Linked DNA regions of Mus musculus: region 1 is linked to region 2. A link is a loop called in an ENCODE intact Hi-C map of the cell type or tissue named here. Cell type or tissue: left cerebral cortex. All regions are shown on one strand. Each heading gives the region's core, and the rest is flanking DNA. Links, peaks and the distances in the headings are about the cores only. Region 1 holds the start of Klhdc10 (kelch domain containing 10). Region 2 holds the start of Mest (mesoderm specific transcript).

Region 1 (9,880 bases), core at 1-8,000, 340 kb after region 2:
GGAGAGAAGCCAATATTCATGAAGGCAGAAAGAAAACCTGCCTTCTCTATGTTTTGTTTTATTGCTTTTTGCGACAAGGTTTCATGTAGCCCAAGATGGCCTCCAACTCAAATGCAGCTATGATGTGGAGGAGACCAGGCCTTCCTGCCTCTTCTCCTCAGGCTTCGATCTCAGACACTACCATATGTGACTAACACATGTTCTTTTCTACCACTTGAACTTTACATTTATTTAAAACTTTTAAATTAAGATTTCACAATGATTTTTCACCCAGCTTACTGTTAAGTATGTCTTCCTCTTTGTCATTATCTGTGTTAGCAACAATGTTTAACTATTTTTTCCTACTAGCACATTTACTTAATTAAACTCACATATTAAATGTAATGCTACCTTGTACTCTGTCCCCCAAGTCCCTTGCTCTCTGCGCTCTATCTCTAAATGCATAATCTACAAAATGGCAGCTCCATTCCCTATATTTTCCCTAGGTATATAAAGACTTTTAATTGCTAACCTAAAAATGTTCTTAGCCTATGGGGTAAACATAGCATCACTGCTGTATCCTAGAAAATAGCAGAAAAGGGCCAGCAAGATGGCTTAGCAGGTAAATGAGCTTGCTGCCAAATCTAATGACCCAAGTTCTAGTCCTAGGACCATGCAATAGAATGAAGAAGAAACCTGACTCCCAAAAGTTGTCCTCTGACACCCACATACACACTGTGGCACATACATAGGGGATGAGTGCATATGCACACACACACAAAAAAAAAATTCTGTTTTTAAAGAAAAAAATATATTTTAGAAATAAAAAAAGATAGCAGAACAGCAAGGCAATATTCAAAATTTCAAAAACACTGTGCTGATACAATGCCTAATGTAGTAGTACGTGATACTTTTAAGGACTCAATATTATCTGTTTGTCCAGAGCCAGTGGGGCTATGCAGGACTGAAGTACAGCAATCAAGTCATTATACATGAATATCTTACATATAATGCCAATACATTAATTTAATCTTTTTAAAATTAAAAGAAAAAAATTTCAAGACAGGGTTTCTCTCTGTAGCCCTGGTTGTCCTAGAACTCACTTCATAGACTGGGCTAGCCTCAAACTCACAGAGATTCACCTGCCTCTGACTCCCAAGTGTTGGAATTAATGGTATGCACCACCACTTCTCCACCTAAAAAAAAAAATCTTAATTTTATGTGTTCAGATATTTTGCCTGCCTAGATGTCTGTACACCATCTATACGCCTGATCCCTGTGGAGGACAAAGGACAGCAGGTGCCCTGGAAGCAGAGTTGCAGATGGTTGGTTATAAGTCACTCTGTGGGTGCTGGGAATGAAAACCTGCTCTGAAAGAGCAGCTTCTTGATTTCTGAGCCCTCTCTACACTCCCTAGTCACTAATTGTTAATATATTACATTGTGGTACATGCATGCAGATATGGTTTATGTGTATATAACATATATATATATATATATATATATACACACACACATACACACACACACATAGAGTACGTCTTTCCCAACAATATTCCTACACAAATGCTATATATACCTTAGGAAAAATGAGTGATACAGGGAGAAGGGCTGTCAGAAAGGTGAAAGAAGGCTCTTATGGAAAAAAATACAACTGAGATCCAGGAAAGGTAAGTTAAATAAGAGGAGGAAGCACACGGGTTCCTCCAGGAGAGACGCCCGTGTGCAGTGACTTCCTGTGCTGAGGGAAGCAAAGCAGAGAACACAGAACAAAATGGAGGACAACCCAAGGCGAGAAGGCACTTGGTGTAGGGCCATCTAGGACACGATAAGGGTCTCAGCCTTACTGTGAGAGCAATGAAGCAGCAAGAAAGGTTAGGTACAGTGTCATGTGCCTGTATGCCACTACTCTAGAAGCTGACACAGAAGGGTGAAAGGTTCAAGGCCAGCCTGGACAAGGTTAGACCCTATGTTAAAAACAAAAAAGGTAAAAGAAAAAGGCTATAAGCAGAGATAATAAAAGATTTGTATTTTCAAAGATCAGTGATATATGAATGGGAGGCTCTAGCAGACGTAGGAAGTCTGCTTAGAAAGCTACTGCAGTGACCCTAAAGGACAGTGACAGAATTAGTTACAATGGAAACAAAATGAACAAGACTAGGTAGCTAACTATAACTGAAGTTGGTGGGGAGCTTAAGGAGACCCAGCTTTCAGATTCCCATAAGTAGATGGATAAAGGTCCTACCACCAAAGCCAGGCACAGGCCTTTAACCCCAGTGCACAGGAAGTAGAGCCTGGAAGATACCTTTGAGTTTGAAGCCACGCTGGTCTACATGCTATATAGTAAGATTTTTGTCTTTTACATTTTCTCAAAAGATACTATCCCTGAAAGACAATGAGGACACTCCAGGAACACCACCATATTATACTGCTTTGTTTCACAGGGACTGGACACAAGACAGAAATGTTAGAAAGAAGAAAAAAGGTTCTTCAAGTATGTGGAAGCCTTAGTAAAGAAGGGTGAATTGGAAAATAGGGATAGAAGTCAAAAGAGATGAAAAATTAATAACCAAACAAACAAAAACAAACACAAAATCAAAAAGAAAAAAAAAGAGGAAGAAAAGATAGGTCTCTAGCGTCAGCCATAAAACAGACCTACACATTCCTTCCTATTCCTCACTACCACTTAAAATAGTCTGAATTACTTCAAAATAGAGTAAAGAGCTATAATATGCAGTACCTAGGAGAACAAAGGATTAGTATGAAAGAATTTATTATTTATATCAACATATATTATTGAGCTATTGGGAATTTTCTAATTTTGAGAACGAGGGAAAGATGGAGACCGCCTGTGTGGGAAGAAGGAGCTGAATGCCAGCCTGGAAGAAAGGAAGCAGAACGAAGACTGACAACTCCACTTCTCCAATTTTCACAGTTTAAGCACGTTTTATCTTCACCTCTGGACAAATGGCTGTTCTTGTCCTCCTGTGCTAAGGGAATGCAGAAATAGCGCCATACTTCAGACCCTTATTTGAAATCATGGCTTACCCTGCCCTCATGTGGTAGCAGAGAGGAACTGCACCAGTATGTTGCAGGACCCTGAGAATGCCCACATGAAGTTCATGGTGTAATAATTAATCTATGACCAAAGACTTAAAAGATTGCAGGCAGAGAGCAAACTGGGAATAGTCCTTGCCAAGGGATTTATCTTCTAGGCTTAGTAATGCAGAAAACCTAGGGTTTTGTTGTTAACTGATGATAACAAAAAAAAATGTCTCCTTTTTTCTTGTTAAACATCACATATTTAGCAATTCCAGAATACCAGTCTGATACTGTTTATTCAAATCCAATTTATGGTATATTTGATTATTTACAAATGTCTCAATTTTATTTTAATGGCATGAACAAATGGGTTAATGAACATTTCTGGCACACATCAAAAACCATATCACAAATATTAGTAATTATCTCTCTGAATAAGTAAAATCCCCTTTGTTATCTTTAAATTAATCAACTGATTTTTTTTACCACCTAGAAGAACAAGTCACAATAGTAAACACAATTCAGAAACAATCAGGTTCTCAAAACATCTAAACAAATATACCACTGATACAATCAACTTAACACTAGTCACACATACACAAAAAAACATGGCGAAGGTCTAGTACATCATTCCTGACAATTCTCTTCACGGTGAAAAAAAAAAAAAAACACGACTGCCCAATAAAATGATTTAGCATTCTGTGCATGATTTAATTCTCTACCTTTTAACAGACTGAAAATTTGTAAACGTACGCTTTTTACAACTGTTTACACACATACCTACATGACTTTGTTTTGTTTTTTTTAAAACATGTGAACTCAAAGACCATGAAATTTTTAGCAGTAGGTATATTTTTCCAATTTTCAGTTTTGATACCGGGATCACATCCTTTCGTTTCTTTATATTCATGATCTTCATTTCCCCCTTTTAAAATCTAGTCACCATTACCCATTCTGTCTCTGTACATCCCCAAATATTACTGATTCAACCATTTCCCTTAATCTTTTTTATTTTCTTTCCCATATACTCCCTAGCCAACACACACACACATACATACATACACACACACACTTTCACATGCTCATTCCATTTCAAAATATCCAACTCTGACACAGTTGGTTGGCTTTTTTTTTTTCCTTTCAAACAAAATCACTTCTATATTGCTCTCCTCTCCTTAATTTGGCACTCCTTTTGAAATAATTTTCCACAGTTAAACACCAATGTCTTTCTTTCACAACATCCATCCGCGGAAGAGGAAAAGATTAAGAACCGGGCAAGCGAAACATTTGGGAATGTCAAAGAGACAGCGGCCTCTCGGTCGGGAGGAAAATACAACTCTCCTCCCCGAGCTGTCGACACAGCGAGACTTCTCTTCGGCGTGCTCCGGTTCCCCTCCTGACCTCAACGCCACCTTCCTGCTGCTCTGCTTCCCTGTCCTCCCTCGGCTGTGTGTCCGAGGGGCAGCAGAGCCCGGCGACCGCCACCTTCTCGCCGGCAGCGGCCCCACCACTCACCTGGCAGGTGCGGCCGTCCCGAGAGCTGCACGAATCGGTTGAGCTGTCCGGTGCCCCGACCCCCGCCGGCCGCGCCGGCCCCGCTAACCCCGCTGGCCCCGCCGGCCGCGCCTCCTCCCCGCCGGCGGTTCCGGTCCCAGCCCTGGGCAGCCGACATGGCCCGCTAACGATTGCCGCAGCCCGGTCCCGGCAAGCCCCTGCCCCGGCAGCGCGAGCCGAGCCTCCTTCCCGGGCTCCTCAAGAGACCCGGGAGACGGGGGCCGGGGTAGCGCCGGGCTCTCCAGCAACCAATGGCTGGCCGCCTTGGTGACAGTGGACCAATGGGCAGTCTCTTTCTTGGCAGGTGGAGGGAGGCGGGGAGAGACGTGGTAACCATAGCTATAGCTAAAAGAGATGGGGGGAGAAAAGGCGTAAGCAGACGCTCAGAGAGCGCATCGATTCCCGGAGCTCGCCCGCTTCTCCGGGATGCTGGGGGCTCAGACCAGATAGTCGAAGACCGAGCGGGGAGGCTACGCCAGAGGAGACTCCCAAGCAGGGTCGCTGCCTCAGCATGGTCGATACTCCGGAATTCTGTCCCATAAGCACTGCATTTAGAAACATCATAGGTACACAATGCATGTACTTGGTGTTGGTACATCTGTCTGCAGTTCTGCAAACTGAGCCCCGGTCTGCGGACTGTTGCCACACACAAAGGGCTCACGGGAGGTGGGGGCAGGGGGAGGAGTCAGATGAAATCTAAAAAACTCCTGGCTTTCATCATTTGTTTTGTCTCACGGTGGCACTGCCGGGACCCTTCCCCTGCAAAAGCCACGTCAAGAGCAAACAGCTTTAAACCCGATTAGCAAATACCGAAAACTGTTCGATATTAGAGTAATCATAGAAACACAAGTGAAAATTTCAATAAGAAAATCTTTCAGGCATCAGTGAAGATCTTTATTTAAACACGCGGCTTGTGTATGCCTGCCAAGAAAAAAACAATAGAAAAAGATACTCTCTTAGATGACACACGATCAAGTAAATGTTTTACTCACACACACACACACAAACAATCCACCTCAATTGTCTTACAATATACACAGTTAACGATAGAAAATGGAACGGACGATGTGATTTTAAAATGTAAATATCAGAAATTCCCATCGTTTCAAAATTAAACCGAAAATTTGGCTTTGAAGTTGGGGAGGCGCAGTGCACAGTGGGAAAATGCAGATACACATTGCTGTTTCCAAATAAGGAAAAAAAACATAAATTTCTCAAGGGAAACAAAACCTTTCAAGATCTAATCTGATGGACTGCTGACCCCCTTGATGTTTCACACATGAGAACCTCACATGTTGGATTTTTTTTTTTTTTAAGGAGTGGGGTGGAGAAGGAGAAAGTGCTGAGACCAGAAGTCTCCTTTGATCTCAGTGAGCAAATTTCATGTCGTCATGAAATTTTGGTTTTTTGTCTCCACACCCAGTTTCTGTAGGAAAAGAAGTATTTTTATCCATTATGCATTATGATACAGTTTATTGAAATGTTTGACATCTGATAAAAAGAAAACCCATGGAGCTGGGGATGAAGGTAGCTCAGTTGCTTAAAATACTTGTCTAGCACCAAAGGTACAGTCTCCTGCCACAGTATAAAACTCAGCATGGTGACACACTCTTGTAATCCCCAACCGAGGATGGTGGCAGAAAGATCAGGCATTCAAATCCAGCCCCACTCAGATAGATACATTACAAGTTCAAGGCCAACCTTAGCGGCATAAAATCCAGACTCAACAACAACAAAAACAAACAAACAAACAAACAAACCCAGGACCACCAAGAGCTAGAAGGATGTATGCAGAGCACTGGCTGGTCGTCCAGAGGACCTTGGTTCGATTCCTAGGACTTACAGAGCAGCTCTCAACCATCTGTAAGTCCAAATTCAGGATCAGACGCTCTGTTATGACCTCCTCTGGGTGCTGGGCATGCAAGTGATGTACAGACAGACATAAGGGCAGGCAAAACACCCAGATATATTAAATTAAATTAAATTTAAGAAAAAAGGCTGGACCAAACAGAAGCCTAGCGTGATGGTGCTTGCCTGTCTCCCCAGCCCAACACCTCACTGGCAGAAGTAGGAGGCCCATAAATTCAAGTGCCTTGGCTATATAATGAGTTTAGAGCCACTCTGTGATTTATGAGACTGTCCCCAGCCGCTCCCCAAAACCAAAGTCTGTGATCCTAAAACAGGAGAAAAAAAAAACCCCTAATGAGTTAATTTTTCTAAAGAATTGTACTCCCCCAGCTGGAGGGATGACCCAGCAGCTAAAAGCACTGGCCACTCTTCGAGAAGACCTGGATTTGATTCCCAGTACCCACATGGTAACTTACAACCACCTGTAACTCCAGTCCCAAAGAGTCGAATTCCCTCTTCTGGTGTCAATGGTACCAGGCACACATAAGGTACACAGACATACATGCAAACAAAACACTCATATATACATTTTTTTAAAAATGAATTGTACCAACTGAACAACCTGATTCTAATATAAGGAAATATCCTTTTTAAAGGTTTATTCATTTAATTTAAGCATACAAGTACACTGTAGCTGTCTCCAGACACACCAGAAGAGGACACTGGATCCCATTAGATTATGAGCCACCATGTGATTTCTGGAAATTGAACTCAGGACCTCTGGAAGAGCAGTCAGTGCTCTTTAATCACTAAGCCATCTCTCCAGAGCCAAGAAATGTTGTCTTTCTAGGAGAATTCTGTATAAACAAGGAATGGTAGGATACCACCATTTTGCCACCCCTAATGAATTAAGAGAACTTCCCGTTGAATGTCTGCAATCACTAGCATCACATGACAGTATAACATGATCATGTTGAAGGCTTAAGGGCACTGGGGGCAGGGGGAGCAATGAGGGCCAATAAAATGGCTCATTGGGTAAAGGCAGAAAGTATGTAGGAGCTGAAAGACGGGAGGCAGTGCTACGAGACTCAACTCACTGCAGTTCACATAAATATCAGCTATAGTTGCCTGCACAAGACCAGGCTGATCAACATTCCAGCACAGGTCTGTGTCGTGTGAGGCTCTGCTTCCAGCTGAGGAACTCTGGACAACTGATGGCTCCTGGATGAGGGTCATTTTCTTCAAGGGTGTGGCTACTGATAGTTGCTCATGCTCCAGAGTATAAATCCACACCCCACCCACACGTGCAGGGAACACCAACTGGACTCAGTGGTTATTTTGGTTTAAAGTTAGGAGCTATGGTTCAGCAGTTGAGAGTGCTTATTCTAAAGGACCCAGGTTTGCTTCCAGCACCCACACCAGACAGTTCACAACTGCCTGTAGTTCAGTTCTTTGCACACATAGTACACATAACTTCATACACATAAAGATAAATAAACCTTTAAAAGATTGCTGGGCATGGTAGTAATTTCAGCCACTCAAAAGGTAGAGGCAGGCAGGTGGGTCTCTGTGAATTGGACCTAGTCTGGTCTACATATGTTCTAGGACACCCAAAGATATAAAGTGGGATACTGGCTCCAAACGGAGAAATTGGGGTGCGGAGTTAGCTGGAGAGATGATTTGCCTGTTAAAAGCACTGGCTGCTCTTCCAGAAGAACTATATTCCATTCATAGCACCAACATAGTGATCCACAACCATCTGTAACTCCAATTCCAGGAAGTCCAACCCCCTTTCCTGGCCTCTGTGGCCATCAAACATGAAACAGTGCACAGCCATACAGGCAGTCATGCAAACACAGACATATATGCATATATACATATATATAAATTGATGGGGTGGGTGTCATGACAGGGTTATTGTGCAGCCCTGGAACTTACTCTGTAGACCAGGATGGCCTTAAAAATCAGAGATCCACCTGCCTCTCTGCCCTCCCAAGTGCTGGGACTAAAGGCGTGTACCACCTCTGCCCAGCTGAAAAAGCAGATATTTAATAAAGAAAATTATGTGGAAATAATATTAAAAAAATCCTCTGACAGAACTAGGAAAATAGCCCAGTGACTAAGGGTAGTGGCTGGGGATGTGGTAGGGTGGTGTGGAGAATACTGGAGGAAGGTGATCAGTCAGATTAGAAACAGCTAAGAATTGATGCTTGTTGTAGCTAGATGATGGATCCTCAGAGTTCATTGTATTGTTCTCCCTCGAGTTTTTAAAACAAGGTTTTAAAGCTGGGTGTGGCAGTTCATGCTTTTAGTCCCAGAACTCAGGAAGCAGAAGCAGGTGGGTCTATGTGAGTTCGAAGCCAGCCTGGTCTACAAACAAATTAAACAAATAAAAAAATGTAGATTTGATTTTCCCCCCCTCATGGAGAGGTTTTTAAGAATAGTTTTCAAAGGAACAATTCTAGATTACATAGTGTAGACTATGAACTTTGGCTGATGATGGTGTGTCAAGGCTGGTTCATTGATTCTATCAAATGAGCACACACTGGCGGGTAGTGTATTGATAGATGGGGAAGCCACACAGCAGGAACAAAACAGCTGTGAACTCTCTGTGCTTTCTATTTAATTCACTGTGAATTGAAAACACTCTGAAAAAATAAAAAGTCATTCATTCAAAAGTGGGATTTGTGGGAAATTCAGCCTAGGAACTAGCAGGAGCTAGACAATTCTTCCCTGTAGATCGTCACATAGACACCCTGTATTAGTCAGGGTTCTCTGGAGTCACAGAACTTACGGAATGTCTCTCTATATTAAGGGAACATATTGGAATGAATGACTTTCAGTCTGCACTCCAACTAACCCAACAATGGGCAGCTGTGAATGGGAAGTCCAAGAATCTAATAGTTGCTCAGTTTCACGAGGCTAGGTGTTTCGGATGGTCTTCTGTATAAACTGGAATCCTGAAGAGGTAGGTTCCAACAGATGTGCTGGCAAGTAAGTGCAAACAAAGAAGAGTGATTCTTCCTTCTTCCATTGTCCTTATGTAGACCTCCAGCAGAAGATATAGCCCAGATTAAAGGCGTGTACCACCATGCCTGGATTTGGAACTTGCTCTGTCCCATGCTGGCCTTGAACTCACATCTGCTTACCTTTGTCTCCTGGGATTAATGGCATGTGTACTTGTGGGAAGCCACATGTGCCGTTGCAGAGTGGCACTGACTACTGCTGGCCACCACGCATAAGTTTGGATAAACAACCAATGTGTACATATGCAGTAAAGTTTTTTGCAAAGACACTGCCTGGCCCGGGCATGATAATGAGGCTTTGGGAGTATAACCAATCAGATGTGAGACATGCAAATAAGGTATGATAATGAGGCTCTGTGAGGTACAGAGAGAGAGAGAGTAGCCAATCAGATGAGGAACATGCAAATGAGGCTTAGTGCATAACCAATCTGG
Region 2 (9,994 bases), core at 1,279-9,278:
ACGTGGGTTCCAGAATCAAAGTCATATCCACAGACTGGGCAACAAGCCCCTTCACCCATTGAGGCTCCTGCCATCATGGCTATCCTTTTATTTGCTATAGATTTGAAAATATGTATTCCATAAATACCATCAACCATGAAAACTACTCATGGCACAATGAAGGTAAAAGATGCCCGATATATGGTGTCTGTTTATAATATCAGATTATTTTTAAATTTTTTTTCTTGTGTGACTTAAAAGGGTGACTTTTTGAAACTACACCCTACTTTTCCACCTACCACCAAGGCAATTACCTCCATTCGACAGACAGAGACTCTTTATGGTGAGCCGGCCAGATCGATTCTGCTTGTACCTGGAGCAGGGCAAGAAAAAAAGACACATGTAGCTCAGTAACTGACTCCCCACAAGGGCTGCAGACGACCCCTAGAGGTGTGATGGTCCCAGAATACTTGAGTTTCCCATTATCTAAAGCTACGACACCTGTGCAGAGGACAGAAGTCCGGTTTCACTGACCTGTACAGCAGTTCCTGAGCAACGATATCTCCATAATCGTGAGACAGCAGGTTGATTCTGCGGTTCTGGAGCCCCAGGTGCCGCAGAAGGGACTCTACGATGCTGGCCTGCTCAAATATGGAGTACTGATGTGGTCTCTGAGGAAAGGAAAGCCAGAGATACAACATGATGTTAGCAGTGCCTGCCAGACCCTCATTTGTACCCACCCACCTACCCCCATCACGGACCACACCCAGCTGCTGCTTACCGGCTTGTCACTGAAGCCAAAGCCTAAGAAATCAAGGGCGATCACTCGATGGAACCTCAGGGTCAGCCCTTCCCAGATCTGTTAAGAAAGCAAGCATGGTGAGCACTCTGCTCCCACTGCCCAGCCCCACAGCAAACAGGCCTGCATGCCACTGTACGGAGAGCGTAACTCCAGCTTTAATTTGGCAGTGTCCCTTTCTGCAGTCAGTATTTTACTCCCCTTACAGTACATAAAAAGCAATTCTACATTTAATGAGATTTTATCAAACAGTTCAAATCTGCAAAAGAATTCTAGGGCTGACCAGAACAACAACAACAACAAAAAAAATATCTTGAGTTTTGAGTATTTTTTTTAGGACATAAGCCAGACCTAGAAACATTATTACCTTGTACCAGTCATAGCTGGATGTTGGAAAGCCATGTAAAAGCACAACTATCTCAGGGCTTCCGACCACACCGACAGAATCTAGGAGGAAAATGAGAAATGAGGCAAACTGCATGCAAGGCAGCCTTGACGACACCAAAATCTAATCCAGTCAAAAGGATCAGACTAAATGAATGACATCACCATGCTGTGTTAGAAAGCAAGCTGACAGGACTTCAGGAGCTTCCTCCTAATCTGCGCTTTTAAATCGTAATGGCATGCTTTACATGAAAACCCTTAAAACAGTTTGTTCATCATCACTTAAGAGTTGTGTAGACATCCTCATATTTTCGCTGACATTAATATAAAACTCAAATTTTTAAATAAAAAGGAAAAACAGTTAAAATACTATAATCACAGCAAGCTAAAACTTCTTTGTCCCTAATCAATATTTATCACACCTAATATCTAAGATGTGACAGTTCTTCCCAGTGGATCACCTGAGCTTATACCATTTGTCCATATACTAGCAGAATTCATGCAACTCAAAAAATCAAACTGTTACAAAGATGGGCTAATAGTGATGGGAACTTTTTCTGTATGTGACATATTTCAGATTATTCAAACAATAAAATACCTTGCCAACAGTACTGGATTGAAATTAATACTGCTAGTGGAATAAAACTTTGGTAGCATGTTTTCAGAAATTATTTAATTAAAAGCAATTAAAATATCATATACTGGATTTAACCTAAAGAACCTATGCAAATAAGATGTAACACTGAATATCAAGTCTGGGAAAGAACAACAAGCCAACATAAAAAAAAAAATGCATACTTACTCGACTGGCTATAACCCATGAGAGGGGGTCAGGAGCAATAATGAAAAACGGTTTACGAAAAACAAACATTTTTCGTTATTGCTCTTGACCCCCGCCCAAAAGAAATCTTTTCCAATCTGTTTCTCGGTTTCTTCAGCTATAAAATGAGGTTAATGGCACCTATCTCCAAATGCTGTTGTAAAAATTAAGTGAAAAATGAAATAATGAAGGTTAAAATATAACTGAATATCCTGAGTGTGGTAATTAAATAGCAGTCATCAAGTCAATCTTATCAGCTACATATAACAAATCACGGAAAATAGTGCATGAATTTGGGAATGGGGTGGGGCGTGGGGGAAACAAAGGTATAGATAGATCTCGAAATACTATATAGCTTACCTGACACTAGGGGCGCTCAAAAGAGAAAAGTAATTTCTCAAATACAAATGGGGCTGCAATTACTACCAGGCACAATTCTACCCCCACCTTCACCTCACCTTCACTGTGGAGCAACAGACCAAGGGACACAAAATAAGTAACTTCAGCTGAAACCTACACGACCCACGTCCTTGGGATTCTCCAATAGCCCAGTTCTCACCTTGGTAGAAGATGCGTAGGCCTTTGTAGGTGAAAAACTTGCCAGAAGTCTTCCATGAGTGCAGAGCAGGGGAGAGCTGAGGGGGCGGGATGTGCAGGTACGCAGCCAGCAAGGGCACAGCCAGGAGCCCTACTTGGACCCACCACTCTCTCATCCTGTGGAAAAAGCAGCCAAGGTAACATTGTACACTTCCAAAAATCAGAATGAAACATGGGTGGGAAACCTGGGCACTGTGAGGTTTGACCCCACCCCCCATCCCTCCCCTCCCCTCCCCACCCCTTCCCACTCGACCCCTCCCCTGCCCACTCCACCCCTCCCCTCCCCACTTCACCCCTCCCTTCCCCACTCCACACCTCCCCACCCAACGTGACAATGGCATAAACTTTACCAAGAAGAATGTGATAAACACCTTTACCCTTTGACATCTGGCAGTCACTGTACTAGCTCACTACCATTCTTTCCAAGCACATATGTAACTTACTGCATGGCCTTAAGCAGAGAGCTGCTCCTGGGTTCTAACACATACATATCCTCTGACCAAGTGAATCCCCATTTGGCACTACTGTCTGCATTTGGGCTATGGAACTGTTGAGGGGAGAGACCAGGAGAATTCCAGTAAGCAGCTTTGCCCTGACCCTGAATATCTAATCTCTTACAAGTCTGGGCAGCAGATTATATTTGTGCATTCTTAGCAGACTCTTGAGGTGGTTCCCTTTTATTTAATTAAGACCCCACCCCCACACCTAGCACTCAAGACTTTTGTGGGGGGGGGGGGCAGGAGGGGGGGGGAAGCACAGATTTGTGGCCCCAGCTTGCCATGCCTGGATTTCAAAGGTCCAGATCAATTTATCCTGGAGGCGAGAAATAAGGCACGATTAGAAACCATTTCCTTTGTGACCCGCCATGGTCACCAAGGAAAGGGTTCTCTAAAGAATTGGGATAGTGCCTCCTAAACTAAAGCTACAGACATTAGGAAGTGAGCTACAAATAAAACCGCTGTCTTTGTATTTGAGTGCACCCTATACATAACACATTACCTGCAATTTGATGAAACTGACTGGGTTTTTGTGTGTGTGGGGGGGGTGTTCTCTGTAAACCTGAAATGGTGGGTAAAAACCAGCACCCCTTAGGAACCTCAGCTGCCTGCCTCAACTTTAGTCAGCGCTGAGACTTTTTTTTCCTTCCTCCAAAGTCACTGTCCAATAAAGACACAAGGCTTTGGTTCTACCTTTTGAGGCTATACTAGAAATGCCTGGCACAGTGCCAGAACACGATGGTTTTTATCTCAGTCTGTTATCCACTAACGGGTTTTAAGGCTGAACCTCTTTGAAAAGCAAAAGCATTAGGTTTGGGGGAGGGGGGGGTCTTTTTGTTGTTACTGCTCATTTCCTCAGAACCCATTTGGTCCTGTTACCTGTTCATACATTTTCATGTAGCCTCTGGGGCATCCTTGCTGGACTCACTGAATCCGCAGTGACTCAGCAGAACGCCGGGGAGGGGCGCCTACTGCAGAGTGAACAGGGGCTTCCTGCTGGCGCAGGGAAACAGAGGTGCCACACCCACGCTCTCCGGACCATACCTCAGTGCACCTCCTCCATGCAGGAAAGGGGGGACAACCCCCCCCCCCAGCCATTCTCAGCTTTAGTTACCTTGGTAAAAATACCCCAAACATTTTAAGATTTTTAGCAGTCAAGGAAACTAGCAATCGGACCAAAAGGTTTAAACAATAATTTTTAAGTCCACTCTCTAATATTTGATGGTACCATGATTTAGAGCAAAAATTCAACACACTCGCACAACAAACTTTACGTGCCTTGATTTCTTACTGCTTTAAATGATGTAAAAACATATTTATCTAATACCACCAAACCAGCCCACCTGACTCATTCTTATTGAGAACTACGCTGTGCACCCACAAACCAAAGCAAACAATTCTTTTTACATTTTAAGAGCCTGGCCGCGTGCCGGTGTCCCCCGGGGTTTCCATTTCTGGCTCCCAAACAACACTTATAGCCGTGGCCACACTGCGCGGCACGATCTAGTCGCACCTATGCGGTAACCCTGCCATTGTGAGTCCAGAACCTGGAAATTTTAAGTCGCTCTGTGACAATCTCAGCTCCTGAATTCCTAAATCACATGCCGTGGTCTAGAAATCTTAAATCACGCCACAACAATGACCAGCTCTGAAGATCCTAGAACACACCAGGCATTACCAAGGTTCTCGAATCCTAAGTTGCTTCACCACCACCTCCTAAATCGTACCACAACGAAGACCCAGACAAAAAAAGGCTAATTCTCACATGTTAATGCAAAAATCCTCAAATTCGTAAATCTCACGCGACTAAACCCTGGTTCTAAAAATCATCAGTGAGGGCGATTCCGAGAGTTTGGGCTGGGCGGCAACCTTTGGATAAGGATTTTTGCCTCCCGCATCTCCGGGGTGCGGGCCGGCCACACCCCCTCTGGCGGCACGGGCTGGCAGCACCCACCTGCGCAAGCGATCTCGGCGCACCATGGCCGCATTATCCCATGCCGCCCGCCGCAGGATTGCGGATCACAGGGCGCGCCGAGGCGCCCGCAGCGATACAGGATCGGAGGTGGCGTCTGCGCAGCCTACGGTCCGCGCAGGGCGGCCCGCGGCAGCGGCAGCAGAGGCAGCAAGCAGCAACTCGGGCGAGCCTGCAGCACTACGCCGTTTGGCGAGGTGCGGCTGCCGCAGAGGAAAGCTGCTGCGCCTGAGAAGAAGCACCGGGATGTGCTGGTGGCCGAAGCAGAGAGGAGCAAGCAGGCACCGACTTTTAAAGCCCACTGAGCCCCGCCTCTAACCCGCCCATCCTGCCGCAGCGCCCCTCCTTCTCGCTCCCGCCGCAGAGCCCCTCCCCACCGCTGCAGAGAGGGGGGGCCTTTCCCGTGGGCGCCTCCAGGGGTATTGACCCGCTACCCCCTCTTTCCTTATAGATCTCTAATCCTGAACCCCAGATTCTAGTGAAGAAAGCCTTCCCATGTGTTAATGCCGCGGGCAAGGATGACAAACGTCTGAGAGAGTCCCTCCCCAACATATCCCTTGGACCACGCACTGGTCCCTAGACCCTGGAAGACATAAAACACCCCAAAGCTGGGGTTCTTGTTGCGGCACCCACTTCTTTTCTACCTCCTACGTGTGTTTTGAGCCCTAAGAGTGAGTACGCATCTAAAAATTCGGGTCACCAATGCGCGGCAACCCCAAGCCCTTAGCCCATGATAACAAAGAAGGAAGGGCACACTAAATGGCTAGGGAATGGACAAATTCTCTGGTATCAGTGGCTAAGTGGACACATTCATGGACAGGCTGCGATCACATAGAATGGGCCAAAGTCACCACCACGGTGGCACCGGTACACTTCCTTTGCCGCAGCACAACGTGGTCCACATGCCAGAAGCTGCTGCAGCGCCCTTCTGGAGCAGCGTTGGGGACCGTTCATTGGGGGCACAAGCCTCCTTTACGTGCAACACAATCACAGTGCAAACACCCTAGAGGTGCGGACAAAACTGTAGATTTTTTTTTAATCCCAAATCCCTTAAAAGTCATCTTTCACACCTTCGCAAAGTGCGGAGCATCGTGATGCCTGTGTGAGGTTTGGAACCGTTCCCTGAAATTCTAGCAGCCTAGGCACGGGCAAGCTAGGGATGCTGCGAACGCAGGCTGGCCCAGCGGGGGCGCTGCAGGCCTCTCTTCGGAGCCTGGTTTGCTGCAGCTTTGGCTTTGCAATGTCCAAGCCCAACCGTGCAGTCGATCAAGATTGGGCCAGAGAACTGCAATGGGTCAGTCGAACCCTTGGGGGATCTAACCTGTGGGTATCTTCCCATGTTCGGGGAGTTCGTGACCACCCAGCTGACACTGAAAATGCCAGCACCTGAGAGAGGGTCATCAGAACACGTAATGCGGTCCAGGGTATACTTCTTCGGGGACCGCAGGAAACAAATGCTTGTGTGGAGCCTCCGCAGGCGATGCACAAGATTGTGAAGTGAATGAGGGATCGAAGGGTGGCACTTTTTTACATTTTCTTTTTGATTTCAGAATATTTTCTGTCATGTCGGGCCCTTCTTTCTCAGCCTAAGACCCTCAAAGTCTGAAACCATGTCTCATTAACCTTTTGTATCCCAGATCCCGCCATGGGGTGGGCAACAAAGCAGGCCCCTAACAAATACCGCATGAATAAGTTCAAGAATTTGAGGGCGCACAGGGGAGGAAGTAATTAAGGGGAGGGAGGAAGGGGTTGTCTTGAGTGATGAATAGACATTTACCAGAGACAAAGAACATTCCAGCCCGAGGGGACGGCTTTCGCCAAGCACCCGGGGCTCTGCACCGTAACCTTTGGTTTTTTTCTTTAAAAAAAAAAAAAAAAGTGTTTCCTTTGGGCGCCAGCGCCGACTGGGGGCTGGGGGCGGAGAGGTGGGGTGGAGGGCAGACCAGAAAGAGTAGTTCATCAGAAGGAATGTGGAATGTGTCCTAAATGAGAAGCTACGGATGTTTAAATCCTGTAAGACCGCAATTTAAATTCACCCCTTTACAAGTAGAGGATTACCTACCTATATTAACTAACAACCAAACCTTTTAAAGACTGAATTACTTAGCAAAATTTGCACTGGTGTTTTCTACAGAGTAAAGCCATTCTGATCTTAACAAGTTCCCGCATGGAAAGCCTCTGCATTATCTATTTTCATATTCGCTGTCAATGGAACCTTTGAGCCTTACAAACAATTCCACTTTCATTCTCACCAGGCCGAAGCACCAGCATCTAAGATGAAGGCAATTTTCTAATTAATGGATTGAGTGCCCCACAATGGATCTCATTCTGAAGGCCGGGGAACAGTCTACCCACAAGGAACAAGAGGGGGGGGGGGAGGGGAGGGCACGGTTAAGCCCTGGAGGGGAGGAAAGTCGGTGAAAGCTCTCAACCACAAAAGCAATTCCAGTCCAGGCCCAGGGAAATCCTTCTTGCTCGAGGTGACTAGGAATAACTTGGGTGGTAAAGGGCGGGATGCGGTTGAAATGGCGTGGAACGCAGAACTGGTTAGGGAGAGAAAGCGGGTAGCAGCTCGGACACAAAGGCTGAGCCGCAGGAAGGCGCGCACTGCTGGGGACCAGCTAAGGCTGGGAGAAAGGCTTTTAAAAGTCTAAAGTGTTAGGGAATCTTGTAACCAGGACTAACTTATTTCTAGAAGGAGCTTCCTCCGCAGCGAGGAGAATGTGACCTACGTTCTAAAACCCCTTGGAGCACCTGAGAAAACATGAAAGTTGATAAATGAAGTCAGATCTTGCTCACGCTTGCTGCCGGTACCCTGACTTCTAGCAGACATTTCCTATCGTTCGCGGTTGTGAGCCACAGCAGAGTTGCCTCGGCCAGCCGCGAATCGGGACGTTGCCTTCACATCCTTCTGTACCATGGTTCACATCAGAACAGCACCTCAGATGTGTGCAAAAACCAGCAGTGTAGAAACTTCTCCATTTACCGTATCACAGCAGCAAGCAGTAAGAGACCACCAGCCCGGCTTCTACCGTAGGTTCAATCGTCCTTTCTGTTTTCTAACCCATTTTGAGCACTGTAACAGGTTGGACAAACCCAAGGTAGAGCAACTTTCTAAAGCCAGAGTAACAGATTTGAATAAACCACTAAAGGGCAGAATGTGGCAAACCCGTTCGACCTAATAACACTTTGTTAAAGAGATTTAGAGCTTTACTTGATTTAAAAAAAAAAGGGGGGGGGTTTCATTGAGCCTATGGAAGATGGGTTTGGTTTTTTATTTTTAAACTACTGTGTGTCTGCAGTTACACAAATATACTTGGAATAACCTAATCCTGTGCTTTTTTGCTCCTCAGGCAGCACTGAGAGTACTCTGCTCTACAGAGTCGATATTAAGAAACATTTAGACATGCAGGAATGTATTTAGGGTAAAACTAAAACCTTCTGTAAATCATGTGACTCAACTGGCAAAGCAACTGGCATAGCTTAAGTTCCTACTATGGGCATATCACACACACACACATACACACACACACACACACACACACACACACACACACACCGAGCACGCCCCATTTTCACAGAAACTGGCTAGGTGAGACTTTCCATTCATCCTCAAGAAACAGCAGCAGCTCAGGGTGCCCTGTGCTAAGGCGGCAGAAGCCAGCAGCTGAACCCTCTTGCTCCTGGAGTTCTTTGCACGGTCCCACACTACCTCGCTGTTTGAAATAACTGGGCATGTTTAGTCTAAAGAAAAGGAGCCTTGTGGTGTGAGTGGAAGGAGGAAATGTGTTCACAGTCTTCAAATATTTGTGGAAGCGGTGTTAGACATTTTATTCCATATGGCTCCAAGGAGCACAAACGGCACAGAAACAGAAATCCATTCAGCATAAAGAATTTTTCAAGCCTGCCAGGGAGGGTTGAGTGGGCTCATGACAAGATCCCCATCACTAGAGACCCGATGAGCTGGCAGCAGGGATGCAAAAGTCCCGGTCTTTAGCTCAATGAATCGCCTTTCAGGTTTTGGGGGTTTTTTTGTTTTTTTTTTTTTTTTTTACCATTCAGTGGAAATGAAGGCACACAGAGATGCTGGCTTGGCCAAAGCGATGCATCTGCCCAGGGAACAAATCTACCACCCAGTCTTGCCCAGTCACGATCCTCAGTCAGGGTCAGTACTACACAGGCTGTTCCCTACCTGAGGCAAAACTGCAGATGTATCAATAAACTCACAGCAACTAACTCCCCACATCCCCACCAACTCACTCTTTCTCCCTCTCCCTTTCCCTCTCCCTCCAGGACTTCCACCCTCCAACGACTGTATCTAATAGATTCCTAAGTGATAGCTTCCTCCCTTTTTGGACTCTTTTTGAAGTAAAAAAGAAATTTTGTTTTTCTTTACAGCAAAGAGCTCCAAAAAATGAGTAGTGGAGGGGGAATAATAACGAAGCCGAATAAACAAATAAGATGAACCAAAAGGACAGACAGCAGCTGTCCCCTCACGCTGCAGTATACCCCTAGATGATCTGTACCCACCCTCTACTCCCGTAATTCCACAGCCGCGACTACCGAACCCCTCTGCTCCACAGATAGAGGCCATCTTAGCCACTCAAACATCAATGGGCTTGAAGGATTCTAATTAACTAATAGCATCTTACATGTTCACAGCTCTTTACCCTTCTCACACACATTATCTCATTTGCTGCTCACCACAGGCCCTCTAAGGAACAGCGACTTCCAAACAAGCTGGCTTTCTCTTCCCAGCTGCCCAAGAAGGAAGACTAGACCGCAGCCTTCCACACTTTTTCTCTCTACCCCAACCCCGCCGCCCCGCTGGGCCCTCTTTATTTGCTCTCTGCCACAGCAGGATTTTCTCTCCAGCTTGGATGAGCAGCCCCTGGGGCAGGTGATTTGGGTTGCCTCCTAGCCCTCGGTTTACATCTTCCTCAGCT

The links. Peaks named below come from ENCODE experiments on the same cell type or tissue, not always from the same donor. Only the 100,000 strongest peaks of a DNase experiment are listed, where the experiment ranks them.
Region 1: it touches region 2 in a loop (12-fold over the local background); 3 of 42 quality-filtered maps call a loop at or near these places.

The regions. Positions count from the first base shown.
Region 1 is chr6:30,396,806-30,406,685 of GRCm38, reverse strand. It overlaps Klhdc10 (kelch domain containing 10), which reads right to left and starts at 4,831. Exons shown (of 10, transcript NM_029742.3): 1 at 4,536-4,831. The coding sequence starts at 4,692. In left cerebral cortex, for the core only: a CTCF peak has its summit at 3,048 (motif pointing left); DNase peaks (open chromatin) are centred at 4,904, 5,702, 6,116, 7,666 and 1 more place; H3K4me3 peaks cover 3,790 bases; H3K27ac peaks cover 3,269 bases.
Region 2 is chr6:30,733,372-30,743,365 of GRCm38, reverse strand. Mest (mesoderm specific transcript) reads right to left here and starts at 5,316. Exons shown (of 12, transcript NM_008590.2): 1 at 5,031-5,316; 2 at 2,542-2,696; 3 at 1,146-1,225; 4 at 761-838; 5 at 514-650; 6 at 294-352. The coding sequence starts at 5,056. Mir335 (microRNA 335) reads right to left here and starts at 2,067; the gene lies at 1,970-2,067. In left cerebral cortex, for the core only: CTCF peaks have their summits at 2,362, 4,999 and 6,241; DNase peaks (open chromatin) are centred at 5,956, 6,259, 7,739, 8,807 and 6 more places; H3K4me3 peaks cover 3,764 bases; H3K27ac peaks cover 2,359 bases.